2 separate regions of the Homo sapiens genome follow, and region 2 is linked to region 1. A link is a loop called in an ENCODE intact Hi-C map of the cell type or tissue named here. Cell type or tissue: psoas muscle. All regions are shown on one strand.

Region 1 (8,000 bases):
CAAGCAATCCGCCCACCTCGGCTTCCCAAAGTGCTGGGATTACAGGTCCGCTAGGCCAGAAGTGGGTATTTTTATCAAAATTCTCAAGTACTCCTTTTCTTGATCTCTTCTGAAAACAAGTACAGCATAATTTGGAGGCACATGTAAAAAGTTTACTACATCAAAGCCAGGCGCGGTGGCTCATGCCTGTAATCCCAGCTCTTTGGGAGGCCGAGGCGGGTGGATCATGAGGTCAGGAGATCGAGACCATCCTGGCTAACATGGTGAAACCCCGTCTCTACTAAAAAATACAAAACAGTAGCCAGGCGTGGCGGCGGGTGCGTGTAGTCCCAGCTACTCGGGAGGCTGAGGCAGGAGAATGGCATGAACCCGGGAGGCGGCTGAGATTGCGCCACTGCACTCCAGCCTGGGTGACAGAGCAAGACTCCATCTCAAAAAAAAAAAAAGTTTATTACATCAAGATGCATGCAATACACTATCTTAAGTCATAGGAGACTTCTTTGTGTGTAATGCAATACACAGGTTAAAAAAAAACAGTGGATTCGGTTTCCTTTAAATGTAGTGCTAATTATTGGTAGAAACTTTTTGAGTTGGTATGTTTTCTTTAGGACAAGTCTTTTCCTCTGGTAGGCAAGAACCACCAGGAGAAAACTACAAGCCATGTGAGGAATAGAGTTAATAAAGAGCAGTGTTCATGGCTCATTTATCTGTATTTACTTAAAACTTTCCTTAAATAATTCTGGGTTAGGAAAAAAGCCCCACAAAATAAAATGAAATATAACAGTTAAATGAGAACTCAATTTTATTTACATCTATTTATTTCCATTCAGTGTATCACATCTTCAGGATAGGTGATAACAGTGTGAAGGGTGTGCTCATTTTCTTCAGCTGTGAGTAGAGGAGTCTTCCCGAGAGTAGCAGTTGTTGATCCAAATGATTGAAGCCTTCAGGTAAGGGAATAACTGCTGCAGGAATTCTTTCTTGAAGAATTTAAGCTGTTTGGTAGGAATTCTGTAACTACATACCTTTGAAACACTATTCACATTCAAATAAACGCTTGTTTTCTAGCCAGGCACAGGCTCAATTAGTTTTTCAAACTCTAGCCAAGGCAGTATTTCATTTGGGAAATCATGCAACAGAACTGCTCAATTCTTAACTTCTCCTGCTGTTAACATTTACACTTAGACTGCCAGCAACAGTTAACTTAAATTTTGGTCTCAAGGGAACAAAAAAAAATTGCATTCAGAATTTAATATAGTATTTTAAAACTAATTTTAGCCTGTAAGTCATTATGAGCAATAGTAACTTTTGTACCTCCTCATCTTGTCTGATAATATATTCTATATGCTGTCAATCTGATTATATAGTCTATATGCTAGAAGTTGCTGATTTTCATTCTGCCACCAAGAAAACTGTACTTTTATTTATGGGAAAAGGATTTAAATACTCCTAGATACTTAAAATTTTTTTAATCTAAAAGTTGATTTTCTCCCAAGAACAATTTTGTTTGCTTTCTACAAAGTTTTAAGTTTAATAAAATGCCGGTAATCACCACTGTTTTCCTCCCCAAAATAAATGCTCTGATCCATATTATATTAGAGTGATACTGTCACTTAGTATTGATATCTTTAATATTTTTTACATCATGAGACATTGTTATGATCTTACCTGATTGTTATCTCAAGGTGAGCTAATCATCTTTATTTGCCTTAAAAAATACTGTACTGGCTGGATATTTAATCTTGTTAGTTTAGTTATACACTTGTTTTAGTCGAGTTTAATTCAAAAGGACTCTTAACAGTATGGTGTAAAACTCAGATTTTCTAGTCCAGACAAATTGCTCTCTATAACGATTTGGCAGATCAATGGAGACATCCGTTTTAACTTTACTGTTCTGTACTTACTATGTAGTCATGTGCAGCTTATCAACACAAAGAATACGGATGAGGGCATTTAAATGGACTACAAGTGACTCTGACTTGTAAACTAGGGAAGCCTCTTGTGTTTGACCTTAAAGGCCAGAGAAAAACTGAAGATAGATTGACTTAACTATTGCCAAGCAGATTATGGGTTACTTTATACTTCCTTTCATTCTCCCAGAATTGCTCTTAGAGCTAGGTGTCGTCATTAGCATGTTGTTGCTAATGATACAAACAAGAACATACATGTAATCAGAGGTGGACAAATCTTCAGAAGTTCCTTAAACTGGTTTAAAAAAGAAGATTGGGAAAGAAGACTAAATCAACATGTTTCTCCGCTTTGAAGATAAAACCAGAAATGGTTTCCATTGTAGCATCTTGACAATAGACAAATATGTAAAGTTTATAGCAGATAAGACAGTATTACTAGTTTTTCAGGGAATTGAGAGTTACAGGTTACTCTGTGTGTGTGTGTGTGTGTGTGTGTGTGTGTGTGTGTGTGTAAATTTCCCGATTTATCACTAGAGTGAGTAACTAACTAACTAACTGCTTTATAAAGCTATCCTGGTATTCATATGCCATATACTACGGAAACAACCAGGCCAATCTCCATTCGATTTCATTTCTCACTTTGTTCACTTGCATATTAATCACGTATTTCCTAAAGTATTATTTAGTAGACCACACCAGCACAATGGTTCCTCCAGCTTTTGGCAGGTGGTCTTACTGTACAGAAGTTATAAATGACACATACAACCTTCCCCTGCTCCCTCCCCATGAGCATGATGCATGTTGTAGTCAGACAGTAACATTTCCATATGTACATGTGCACAAATACATTAAAAACATTTCAGAATTATATAAAATTGTACATTACAGGAAGTAGAACCATAAAGATTATCCTAAATGTAACTACAGAGAAAATGCGTGCAGGGAGAGCCCAGTAAAGTACACAGCCTGTGGGGTATATAATTTTATTTTAAGTTTATATTTCCTGCAGGATAGCAACATACATCTTTTCCTACCCAGAGGCAAAATACATTTTCCAAAAACGTGGACACTGCCCACTGCATTAAGTTTAAAGTGCTCCCTATATATATAGACAGTAAAAGTAAGCAAAGAAACTTACAACACATTCCAATCTTTAATATCTCAAAAATGTTTCCAAGGCAACATTATTAAAATAATTATACCACAGTCCCTAATATAACATCAAGCTCCAGTAGGAAGGTACAGAGAGGGCAGGAAGTTTCCATCCAGTCTGGTTTAGGTGCTCTTCTTTTCTTCACCCAGTAAATTCACGGTAGCTTTCTTCGCTGTTTGTTTGTTAGGAGGGAAAGAAAAATATATCAAAGCTCTTTCTTTGGAATGCAAGCTTGCAAGCTTTGTGCCTAATGTAGCTACTAGATAACAAAACTTGGATGACTCATGTTCAGGTGCGATCATGTTGGGGTTTGTGGTCTGGGCTAAGAGGGTTTCCAGGAAATGGAGAAGGTACCTCTTAGAGCACAAATCCTAAATACTTGAGCAAAATACTTGAAGGTCATCTAGCCTAGCCCCTTGTTGTGACAGTGTCACCGAAACTGTCTGCCCTCTATTCTCCTTTAAGCATTGAAAGAAGCAGAGATTCCTTAAGAGTAGTGTTCAAATTCTATTTGTATCTGTGTGCTTGCCTGTAAGATTTCACTTATCAATATATTATCAATCTGATGACAACTAGGTCATCATATTTATCCCATGGCGACAAATCAGAGAAGTCCTCATTCCCAGCACTAGAAATACAGTCATCCCTTGATATATGTGTTTGGGGGGGGGGGCTGGGGGGGCGGTGGGGGAGAGGAGATTAGTTCCAGGAACCCTACAGATACCAAAATCTGTGAGTGCTCAAGCCCTTAAATAGAATGGCATACATAGTATTTCCATATAACCTATGTGCTTTCATATACTTTATTTATTTACTTATTTATTTTTTGAGACGGAGTCTCGCTCTGTCACCCAGCCTGGAGTGCAGTGGCGCGATCTCGGCTCACTACAGGCTCTGCCTCCCGGGTTCATGCCATTCTCCTGCCTCAGCCTCCCGAGTAGCTGGGACTACATGCACTCACCACCACGCCCAGCTAATTTTTTTTTGTATTTTTAGTAGAGATGGGGTTTCACTGTGTTAGCCAGGATGGTCTCAATTTCCTGACCTCGTGATCTGCCCGCCTTGGCCTCCCAAAGTGCTGGGATTACAGACGTAAGCCACCATGCCCGGCCTCTTCCATATACTTTAAATTCGGCCAGGCATAATGACTCATGCCTGTAATCGCAGCACTTTGGGAGGCTGAGGTGGGAAGATCGCTTGAAGCCAGGAATTTGAGACCAGCCTGGCCAATATGAATGGTGAGACCCCCACCCCCCACCTCTATTTTAAAAAAATTTTAAAAGCCCATCTCTAGTTAAAGTACCTAATGCAACATGAATGCTATATAAATTGTTGTTATACTAAATTGTTTTTAAAATCTGTATTTATACTCTTATTGTGCCACCATTCTCTCCTATGATGAGAAGAGTTTGCTCTAAGTCTTTGAGTTGGTGACAAGACACTACATTCATCAAGAAAACATTCTGTCCAGGTGTGGTGGCTCATGTCTATAATCCCAGAGCTTTGAGAGGCTGAGGTAGGAGTATTCCTTGAAGCCAGGAGTTTGAGATCACCCTGGCCAAAACACAGTGAGAGCCCATCTCTATAGAAAAAAAAGAAAAATATATTTTCTTACTTCTGCAGGAGACCAAGCCTTCCACTTTCTAATTACCAAGTGGCAGGGAATGTGCTATGAGAACCAGTACAGTGTGTAAGATGGAGGGGAAAGGGGTTGTCTAGAAGCCTCCAGGGCCCACTGTGAGATTTTACAATCTGCAGCTGTTCTTGATGGAGCCAGAGCCTTAGTGATGAGAGCCAAGGAGTCCCTTCTTGTCCACCAGCTGCCTGATAGTTGCTCTCCCTTTGCTCAGTTAAAATTACTGAACCAAGTTCACAGCAAAGGAGAAAATGTAGTCCTTCCCTTAACTAACCCTTTGTAGAAATTCCTAGTTAATCCAAAAGCTTTGAGAAAAGTCTAAAATGTGGCAGCATGTAAATTCCTCCTAACTTATTTTAATTCTCTTGCCCCTATTTAGGAATGTGTCATAACAAAGTAAGATTGGATTTTAAGTATTGATATCTAAGAGAACCAAGAGGCTAAGAAATGTGGGTGAAGTAGACAGAAATGACATCACCACAGGTTGCTGATTAGGCTAAGGGAAGGGAGAAGAAAAGAAAGCTCTTAAAAATAAGCTGGTAATCCTGGCTGGGCATGGTGGCTCATGCCTGTAATCCCAGCATTTTGAGAGGCCGAGGTGGGTGGATCACTTGAGGCCAGGAGTTTGAAACCAGCCTGGCCAACATGGCATAACGGTGTCTCTACTAAAAATACAAGTATCAGCTGGGCGTGGTGGCCCACACCTGTAATCACAGCTACTTGGGAGGCTGAGGCAGCAGAATCCCTTGAACCTGGAAGGTGGAGGCTGCAGTGAGCTGAGATCATGCTACTGCACTCCAGCCTGGGCAACAGAGTGAGACTCTGTTTCAAAAAAAAAAAAAAAAAAAAAAAGCTGGCAATCCTAAAGTGGGAGGAGGTTAAGGCTACAAGTTAAAAAATACCTAAAACATATTCAAGTAGACTGGATTTGTATGCCCAAAAATAGGAGTCCAGAGAAGAGAGGTCTGTGAGGGAGAAATGGGGAACATACCACTTCTGGGGCATCAGTGCTGCTGGAGAACTGTCTTGGGATTTTACTTCCCCATGGTCAGGCAACCTCACAACTCCCATGTCTAACTACCACAGAGCTCTAAAACACAAAAACCTTTCTCCAATTTCTAAAATCTGAGTCCCTCTGGAACTCAAGACCCATCACTGGCAAAATCTATATCCTCATCCATTCCTCCGAATGTTTCCTTTACCTTCTTGCTCTTAGAGAAAGCTGGCTGTGCCCTGAGGACACTGCTTTCTCAAGTGGTGGCTGTTTCTTTCCTCTCATGACCCTAGTACAAATGGATCTGGTAGGTGTTGTTTTTGTTCTTCATTGCCACTTTCAGAATCTCATGTCATCAGATTCTATCACTGAGTAGCCTTCCCTTTCCCTGTCATCCCTGACTCTTGGGCTACTTTGCCTTAGTTCTTGAAGATTTTAGCTCCTAACTTAATGTTCCTTTCTAACACTACTCCTATTATTTATTTATTTAGAGACAGGGTCTCACTCTGTCACCCAGGCTGGAATGCAGTGATGCCATCTCAGCTCACTGCAGCCTCAACCTCCAGGCTCAGGTGATCCTCCCATCTCAGCCTCCTGAGTAGCTGGGACTACTGGTACGCATCACCACATCTGGCTAATTTTTGTGTTTTTTTTTTTTTGTAGAGACTGGGTTTCACCATGTTACTCAGGCTGGTCTCAAACACCTGAGCTCAAGCAATCCACCCACCTTGACCTCTGGAAGTGCTGTGATTACAGGTGTGAGCACTGCACCTGACCTACTACTCCTATTTTAATTATTGATGATTTTAATATCCATGTAGACATATGTGATGATCTTCTAATATCCTGACCTCTTAGTTCCTCCCCTCCAATAACCCTTATATTCCACCCTACATATGGCACTGACTCCCAGGATCCCTGTTAGTACCAATACTGCAGTCCCTCCATAATCTTGTATCAAGCATCCCACTCAGCCACCATCACCTTTTATCTTTGTAGTGCACTCCCCACCCTGCTTTTTTGCTCATTGTAGATGATGATGGAGTATTCCCGCTATTATCCTGATTCAGAGTTCTTCCACCACCACTTCCCACCTTACTCAGGTTAAATTCCATTGTCAAGCATTAACCACTCCACAGTCCCACCCTCACTTCATAGTTCTTGCTGGAAATCACAACCTTGACACAACTCTCCACCTACTCTGTAGCTATACCCATGTAGCTGAGTATGGCTGGAGAAAAACATAAACAAGAACTGGTTTCACTATAAATTCATGAACGCAAATCTCAAGCATGCCTTTAACACTGCCTGACAGTCCATTTACTCTCCAACTGTCCTAGAGGGGCCAGCACACTGCAGCCAAACTCGCTTATGTAGTGTCCATGGCTGTTTTCACACTACAATGGCAGAGAAGAGTAGCTGCAACAGAGACATGATAGCCCACGAAATTTAAAACATTTGTTATCTGGCCCTTTACAGAAAAAGATGAGCAGTCCCTCTCCTTCGCAACTATTTCATACCTTCTCTTTCCATTGTCTCCTTCCCCATCCTCTCTCAATTGGCCTTCCTACTTTACTGAGAAATATGAAACAATTAGAAAGTCACTTCTGTAGGCTCCCATAGTCACATGTGCTCACAGCATACCATAAAACCTGATTTCCCTGCTGTTACCATAAACTTCCAGCTCTTCGACCAATCCCTCTACTGTATACTGGATCCTTCACTGGTCAAGGACAGAGCTCCAACAATTCACCCTCTCACTCCTATCATCATTTTTTGCTCTGTTGAATTATTCCCATTAATTTTCAAACAGGCTTTGTTTCTCCTACCTTAAGAAAAAAACTTTTAAAATTTCAGGACCATAATTCCTTCTTCCAGTTATAGCCCCATTCTTCTGCTCTCCTTTGCAGGAAATTTCTCAAAAGAAAGATCTATATTCTCTCATCCCTTTTCTCTCATTCTCTCAAATCCATTGCAATCAGGAGTTTGATATCACTCCACAAAATCTGTGTTATCAAAATCACTAGTACCTTCCTCATTGCTAAATCTGCTCAGTTCTCAGTCCTTATCTTACTTGACCTGTTGACAGCATGTAACATGACAGATCACTTCTCCTCTCTGAAAGAAAAACTTTCTGTTCTTGGCCCCAGGGATACCACACGCTCATGGTTTTCTTGCTACCTCAATTGGCCACTCCTTATCAGTCTGCTTTGCTAGTTGCTTCTCATCTCTCCAGTCTCTAAACCTTAGACTCCCCAGCGTTCAGTCTTTGGACCTCCTGTTTCCTAACTACACTACCTTCGTGAT
Region 2 (8,000 bases), 60 kb after region 1:
TTCACCATATTGGCCAGGCTGGTCTCGACCTCAAGTGATCTGCCTGCCTTGGCTTTCCAAAGTGCTGGGATTACAAGCATGAGTCACCAGACCCAGCCAAAAAACTAAACATTTCTATTGGCATTAATAACACAAAACATAAAATGGATAAGTTTACATTTGACATGAATATGTGGTATACTTATTTATTTATTTATTTTGAGACAGAGTCTCACTCTCACTGTTGCCTAGGCTGCAATGCAGTGGCATGATCTTGGCTCACTGCAACCTCCGCCTCCCGGGTTCAAGTGATTCTCCTGCCTCATCCTCCGAAGTAGCTGGGATTACAGGCACGTGTCACCACACTGGGCTAATTTTTTTGTATTTTTAGTAGAGATAGTGTTTCACCATGTTAGCCAGGCTGGTCTCAAACTCCTGGCCTCAAGTGATCCTCCTGTCTCAGCCTCCCAAAGTGCTGGGATTACAGGCATCAGCCATGGCACCCAGCCTGTGATGTACATATTTAAAGAAAACTGTATAACCTGACTTGGGAACATAATAGTCTAAGGACATATTCATATTATAAATAATTTTCCTCAAATGTATATGTAAGTTTAACACAGTCTTAACATTTGGGATTTGACAAAATGATTCTAATTACCAGTAAGAATAAACAAACATGTGAAAGGAACTAGTAACATTTCAAAATAGAAAAGTCTGAGCAAAGCGTGCCTTACCACATATATAGCTACAGTAATTAAAACTATGGGTCCTGGTGCAGGGATGGACAAACCACAGAAATAAAATAGCACATGGACAGTCCAATATATACAGGAAATTAGCGTGTGATATGGTTTGAATTTTCCCCTCCACAATTCAGGTGTTGCCAATGTGGCAGTATTAAAAGGTGGGGCCGGCCAGGCACGGTGGCTCACGCCTGTAATCCCAGCACTTTTGGAAGGCCGAGGCGGGCGGATCACCTGAGGTTGGGAGTTTGAGACCAGCCTGACCAACATGGAGAAACCCCATCTCTACTAAAAATACAAAATTAGCCAGGCATGGTGGCACATGCCTGTAATCCCAGCTGCTCAGGAGGCTGAGGCAGGAGAATTGCTTGAACCCGGGGAGCGGAAGTTGTGGTGAGCTGAAATCGCGCCATTGCACTCCAGCCTGGGCAATAAGAGTGAAACTCCATCTCAAAAAATAAAAATAAAAATAAAATTTAAAAAAGTGGGGCCTTTGAGAGGTGATTGGGCCATCATGAGGCTCCTTCCTTGTGAATAGGATTAAGTACCCTTATAAAGCGGCTTGATGAGGGAGTCAGACCTGTTTTTTGCCCTCCCACCTTCTGCCATGTGGGGACACAGCATTCCTCCCCTCTGGAGCATGCAGTTTTCAAGGAATCATCTTGGAAGCAGAGACTGGACCCTCAGTAGACAACAAACCTGCCAGCACCTTGATCTTGAACTTCCCAGCCATCAGGACTGTGGGAAAATAAATTTCTATCCTTTATAAATTACCCAATATCAGGTATTTTGTTATAGCAGCACAAATAGACTAGGACAGCAAGTGAGTTAAAGCGGAGGAGAATGGCAAAAAAAGAGAAAAAAAAGGCAAAAGAGACATGAATCTAAAAATGGAAAAGCAAACTGGAAAAATACTTTATATATGTGTACTGCAGATGGGATTAATAACTTTATATATAAGCAGTTATCTAAGAAAAACATAAAAATTCCAAGAACAGTGGACAAATTATATGAATAGGAAAATCCACAAAATAAACAAAAATAAAAAATAAATAGATAACATGCATGGGAAATATGTTCAATTCAGTTGTCATTAAAAACTGTTGATTAAAATAAGAACTTATTTTTGGCTGATGGGTGAAAATATAGTAAAATTGGTAATACTCAGGGCTGATGAGAGAGTACAGAAAACATATGCAAAGCTATCCTATCAACATTGTTTATAATACCAAAAGATTGGAAACATCCTAAAGCTGTTAAGTAGACAATTCATTAAACACTATACTGTAGCCAAACGAGATAGTAGAGAATGATTAAAAATGATAACAAATAATGTTGATATAAAGAGCTGTTTTTTGGCCGGGCGCGGTGGCTCACGCCTGTAATCCCAGCACTTTGGGAGGCCGAGGCGGGTGGATCATGAGGTCAGGAGATCGAGACCATCCTGGCTAACAAGGTGAAACCCCGTCTCTACTAAAAATACAAAAAAAATTAGCCGGGCGCGGTGGCGGGCGCCTGTAGTCCCAGCTACTCGGGAGGCTGAGGCAGGAGAATGGCGTGAACCTGGGAAGCGGAGCTTGCAGTGAGCCGAGATTGTGCCACTGCAGTCCGCAGTCCCGCCTGGGCGACAGAGCGAGACTCCGTCTCAAAAAAAAAAAAAAATAAAAAAAAAAAAAAAATAAAGAGCTGTTTTTTATGTGTACTTTGATTACTTTCTGAAATAGTATGTGTATTTTTTTTAGAATAGATATCGCAGATATATATAAACAAAAATTTGAAGTTTCCCCTACTTACCTGCCCTTCCCTTCCATCTCATTCCCTGTTGTTAAAAATCTGAGCCTGGGCAACATGGCAAAACCCTGTCTCTACAAAAAAAATACAAACATTAGCCGGGCATGGTAGCATGCATCTGTAGCCCCACCTACTCAGGAGGCTGAGGTGGGCAGGTCACTTGAGCCTGGGAGGTCTAGGCCGCAGTGAGCGGTGTTTACACCACTGCACACCAGCCTGGAAGGCAGACCAAGACGCTGTCTCAAAAAAAAAAAAAAAAACTGGTTTGTATCCTGTCAGATAATTTTTTTTGAGATGGAGTTTCACTCGTTGCCCAGGCTGGAGTGCCATGGCGCGATCTTGGATTACTACAACCTCCGCCTCCCAGGTTCAAGCGATTCTCCTGCCTCAGCCTCCCGAGTAGCTGGGATTACAGGCATGTTCCACCACGCCTGGCTAATTTTGTATTTTTAGTAGATGGGGTTTCTCCATGTTGGTCAGGCTGGTCTCAAACTCCTGACCTTAGGGAATCCACCCACCTCAGTCTCCCAAAGTGCTGGGATTACAGGTGTGAGCCACCACGCCCGGCCCCTGTCAGATAATTTTCTGTACAAATAAAATCATATATCCATGTGTCTACATAGGGATTTTTATTTGTGTCTACATATAAACATACAGGATTTTGTTGTTGCTGTTGTTGAGACAGAGTCTCACTCTGTCGCCCAGGCTGGAGTGCAGTGGCGCGATCTCGGCTCACTGCAACCTCTGTCTCCCAGGTTCATGCAATTCTCTGCCTCAGCCTCCCAAGTAGCTGGGATTACAGGCACCCACAACCACATCTGGCTAATTTTTGTATTTTTAGTTAGCCTCCCAACGTGCTGGGATTACAGGCGTGAGCCACCACACCCTGCAGACTTTTTTTGTCTGCAGGTGCGCACACGCACACACACACACACACACGCCCCTCCCTCTACCCCCACTTATGTGTGTTTTTTTGTTTGTTTGTTTTTTGAGTCAGAGTCTCACTCTGTCACCCAGGCTGGAGTGCAGTGGTGCGATCTTGGCTCACTGCAGCCTCTGTCTCCCGGGTTCACGCAATTCTCTGCCTCAGCCTCCCAAGTAGCTGGGATTACAGGCACCCACAAGGACGCCCGGCTAATTTTTGTTTTTCAGTTAGCCTCCCAAAGTGCTGGGATTACAGGCGTGAGCCACCATGCCCGGCCAACATACAGGAATTTTAAATGAAATATGGGTCATACTATATATATATAATTAAATAACTTGCTTTTTCATCTACAATATATCAAGAATATCTATGATATATTAAATTAAAAAAATAAGTGAGGCCGAAGTGGGTGGATCACGAGGTCGGGAGATCAAGACCATCCTGGCTAACACAGTGAAACCCTGTCTCTACTAAAAATACAAAAAATTAGCCAGGCGTGGTGGCGGGCACCTGTAGTCCCAGCTACTCGGGAGGCTGAGGCAGGAGAATGGCATGAACCCGGGAGGCGGAGCTTGCAGTGAGCTGAGATCATGCCACTGCACTCCAGCCTGGGTGACAGAGCAAGACTCTGACTCAAAAAACAAACAAACAAAAAAACACACTTAAGTGGGGGTAGAGGGAGGGGCGTGTATGTGTGTGTGCATGCGTGTGTGCACCTGCAGACAAAAAAAGTCTGGGCAAATAGATTCCTTAGTGGAGAGAATACTGATTTTTTTTGCGGGGGGGTGGTCAGGGTCTCACTCTATTGCCCAGGCTGGAGTGCAGTGACATGATTGTGGCTTACTGCAGCCTCAACCTCCCAGGCTCAGGTGATTCTCCTACTTCAGCCTCCCTAGTAGCTGGGACTACAGGTACATAATACCACGCCTTGCTAATTTTTGTATTTTTTGTAGAGATGGGGTTTCACCATGTTGCCCAGGCTGGTCTTGAACTCCTGAGCTCAAATGATCTTCCTGCCTCGGCCTCCCAAAGTGCTGGGATTACAGGCATGAACCACCACACCTGGCCAACTTTTATGTTTTTGATATATATTAATATATTCCTGTTGTTTAACTTTTGAAAATAATGAATATATATTACTTTTTAATACTACTTTTACAACCATAATCAAATCTGTTTTCATTACAAAGGGAAAAAATAACCACAACTCTACTGGAAAACCTGTAAGCCAGAATTTGGTTGAGATCTCACTGATAAATGGTTATTACCCTTATGACCTCCTGCCATCTCATAGTCTGCAAGTTAATTTTAATATTCTATATTGTTGTAAATGAAAATGTGAACTACATAAACTATACATATTTAAAGTGAATTGTGACTACATTTAGGATGTCTAGATGAGATGGAGCTTGCATTTTTCTGGTTTATTGACTTGGATAGTTATTTCTAATAAATCCAGCAATAACAGGACAAATGAAAGCTACCACAACAGGAAGGAATTAAAAACCGCAATCATTTTGTTGCCATTTTTGTTATTGCCATAGGTGGTAAGATTGATTTCCTTTTTGAATCCAAGGAACTGAGCTATAAATGACCCTTCCAAGGTGAACACGGGGAGAAAGCCTTCTATGCACAGTCAGCATTCTCTACCATCCATTTTGTTAGTCTGCAGGGCTGCAAGAAAAAGGGCCTTCATGGTGTGTAGATTGAGTTGTGGCTAAACTGGAGCATTTACTTGGGCACCTCTACAGCCCCTTCAGTGTCCTTTTTCCTCTGAGGATGAATACTCTTCTACTCCCACACTCATTTTCTTTATAATATCTGCTTTCAGAAAAAGTCTGAAATGTACTTATAATGTGCCACCACCTAAATAGGGAACAAACCTAGGGAAGTGTTGGGGCTGGAATGATCAAGTCTGGCACAGTCTCTAGACCTTGACTAAATAACTGAAGATGAGAGCTCCAAGACAACCTGCCCCTATATCTATATAGAGTGATGAATTTGTAGCTATAATAAAATATTTTACCCATAAAGTTCTGGCCCTATGGATGTGGGTGTTTTTATGCCTTTGTGGGTGTCTTTCTCTTCTATGTTTGGACTTGCTTTTTATGCCCCTATTTCTTTTTCTCTCTTCATTTCTTTTCTTTTCTCTTTACTTTTTCCTCTTAATTGGCCATAATATATTGTGAAAGCTGATTTCTTATTGACCTTATCAAGTAATTATATTTTCTATGTACTCTGTGTTAAGAATGAAACTCGGCTGGCACTTATTTGGAGGCTAGGGGTCAACTATGTTTTATATTCCATTATCACTAATTGACATTGCATTATTCATTTATTGGTTTATTTCTCCTATTGTGTAAACACCCTGAGAGCTGGGCCTTGGTCTCATTCTCTGCTGTATCCCAATGGGGTCCACTCTGCAGCCACAGGAGAGGTCCTTCATTTACCCTGTCCCAATCCCAATCCTTTCCTTTTCCCCTGAAAGTAACTACATCTTGAGTTTTATGTTCATTGCTTTCTTGCTTTCTTTATAGTTCTGTCGCCCATGATGCACCTCTAAACTCTGAAGCTTAATTTTCCTTCTAACTATATACATCTTTTAAGTCTCTTTTACCTACCCCTTCAATCCCCTTTGCCCCACCTTTTTCAACTTACTTCTGAAAGAAACTGGGTTGTTTTATCTGACTTGTAGAGTTTCCCACATCTGTATTTTGCTGATTGCATTCCCATGTAATTTACACTTGTCTGTTTTCTGTATTTTCTATAAATTGGTAGTGAGATTATGGCCTTGATCAGATTCAGGTACAATTTTCAGGCTAGACTCCTTTGTAGGTGACTTGTAGAAAATATGTAATAACTGATTGTCTCTCTCTGTGTGATGTTGGCAACCACTGATCCATTAATTCATCAGAAATTGAAAACTTCTCTACTTCTACTTGCTTACTTTGTATAGAAAAGACAGAATAAATGCTTAATGAAAGTGCATCTTTAGGTGTACAATATATAAAACAAATATATACAAATAAGAGAACTTACTAACCACAGACCTACAGTGAAAGATCTACTAAAAAGACATACTTCAGTTAGAAGAACAGTAAACCCAGGAAGAAAAAATTAGATGTAAGCAAACATGAAAAGCATAGAAATTGATAAGTTGGTAAGTACAATTAACTATCAATATAAAAAATAATTTGAGGGTTAAAAATAATATGGGGGCCAGGTGCAGTGGCTCACGCCTGTAATCGCAGCACTTAGGGAGGCCAAGGCGGGCAGATCATCTGAGGCCAGGAGTTCGAGACTAGTCTGGCAGACATGGCAAAACCCCGTCTCTACTAAAAATATATAAATTAGCTGGGCGTGATGGCATATGCCTGTAATTCCAGATACTCAGGAGGCTGAGGCAGGAGAATTGCTTGAACCGGGAGGTGGAGGTTGCAGTGAGCTGAGATTGCGCCATTGCACTCCAGCCTGGGCGACAAGAGTGAAACTCCACCTCAAAAAAATAAATTAAAAATAAAAACAATAATGTGGAAGTACTTACTAGGTAATTAAAGCTTGTTTAGGTTTGTGTCTTGTTCAGGAGAAGGAAAAAACACTGTGTATGTAATTGGAGACTTTATAGGAAAAATGTAGAGATATTCATGTTAAAAAAAATAGAAATGCTATGCATAGCCTTAAAACCAACAAAGAAGGAAAGAAGAATATAGAAAATTTCATCAGTCCCAAAGAAGCAACAGGAATAAAAAGAGAAAAAGAAAAAAAGAAAAAGGGTAGTAAAGCAAAGACCTAAATTAGATGGTAAAAATAAATTTAAATATACCAGGATGACTGACTATATAAGTTTATTAGATAGAATTCATTTACTAATAGATAAAAATCATCTCATTTGATTAACAAGCAAGCAAACAATAGTGTAAATAGTTCAAGGAGCCCACTTAAAACCATCCAGAAATTTCAAGATAAAAGTAAAGAAAAATATAACAATCAAATACTAATAAAAAAAAGAGTACGCAGAAATGCTAATAACATAATGGAATTAACAGCAAATGAATAGAATTATTATTATTATTATTTTTTTTTGAGACAGAGTCTCGCTCTGTCACCCAGGCTGGAGTGCAGTGGCACGATCTCGGCTCACTGCAACGTCTGCCTCCCAGGCTAAAGCGATTCTCATGCCTCAGCCTCCAAAGTAGTTGGGATTACAGGCACCCGCCATCACACCTGGCTAATTTTTGTATTTTTAGTAGAGATGGGTTTTTGCCATGTTGGCCAGGCTGGTCTCAAACTCATGACCTCAAGTGATCCCCCCAATTCAGCCTCCCAAAGCGCTGGGATTACAGGCATGAGTCACGAATAAAATTTAAGATGAAAAGCTTCATTTGGGGTAAAAATGAAAACTTTTTAATGATAGAATAATTTAAGTCAGGCGTGGTGACTCGTACCTGTAATCCTAGCACTTTGGAAGCCTGAGGTGATCGGATTACTAGAGTTCAGGAGTTGGAGACCAGCCTGGGCAACATGACAAAACCCCATCTCTACAAAAAGTACAAAAATTA

What was found. Hi-C counts contacts between places; a loop is a spot of excess contacts. Peaks named below come from ENCODE experiments on the same cell type or tissue, not always from the same donor. Only the 100,000 strongest peaks of a DNase experiment are listed, where the experiment ranks them.
Region 2: it touches region 1 in a loop (8-fold over the local background); 54 of 110 quality-filtered maps call a loop at or near these places.

What each region holds. Positions count from the first base shown.
Region 1 is chr5:112,875,601-112,883,600 of GRCh38, forward strand. REEP5 (receptor accessory protein 5) reads right to left here. Exons shown (of 5, transcript NM_005669.5): 5 at 785-3,235. The coding sequence ends at 3,186. It also overlaps a transcript of SRP19 not described here. Among named protein-coding and RNA genes, the nearest start is that of SRP19, 18 kb to the left of the region's middle. In psoas muscle, no CTCF peak of the experiment used is centred here; no DNase peak of the experiment used is centred here; H3K27ac peaks cover 923 bases.
Region 2 is chr5:112,935,797-112,943,796 of GRCh38, forward strand. No RefSeq gene overlaps it. Among named protein-coding and RNA genes, the nearest start is that of REEP5, 18 kb to the left of the region's middle. In psoas muscle, no CTCF peak of the experiment used is centred here; no DNase peak of the experiment used is centred here.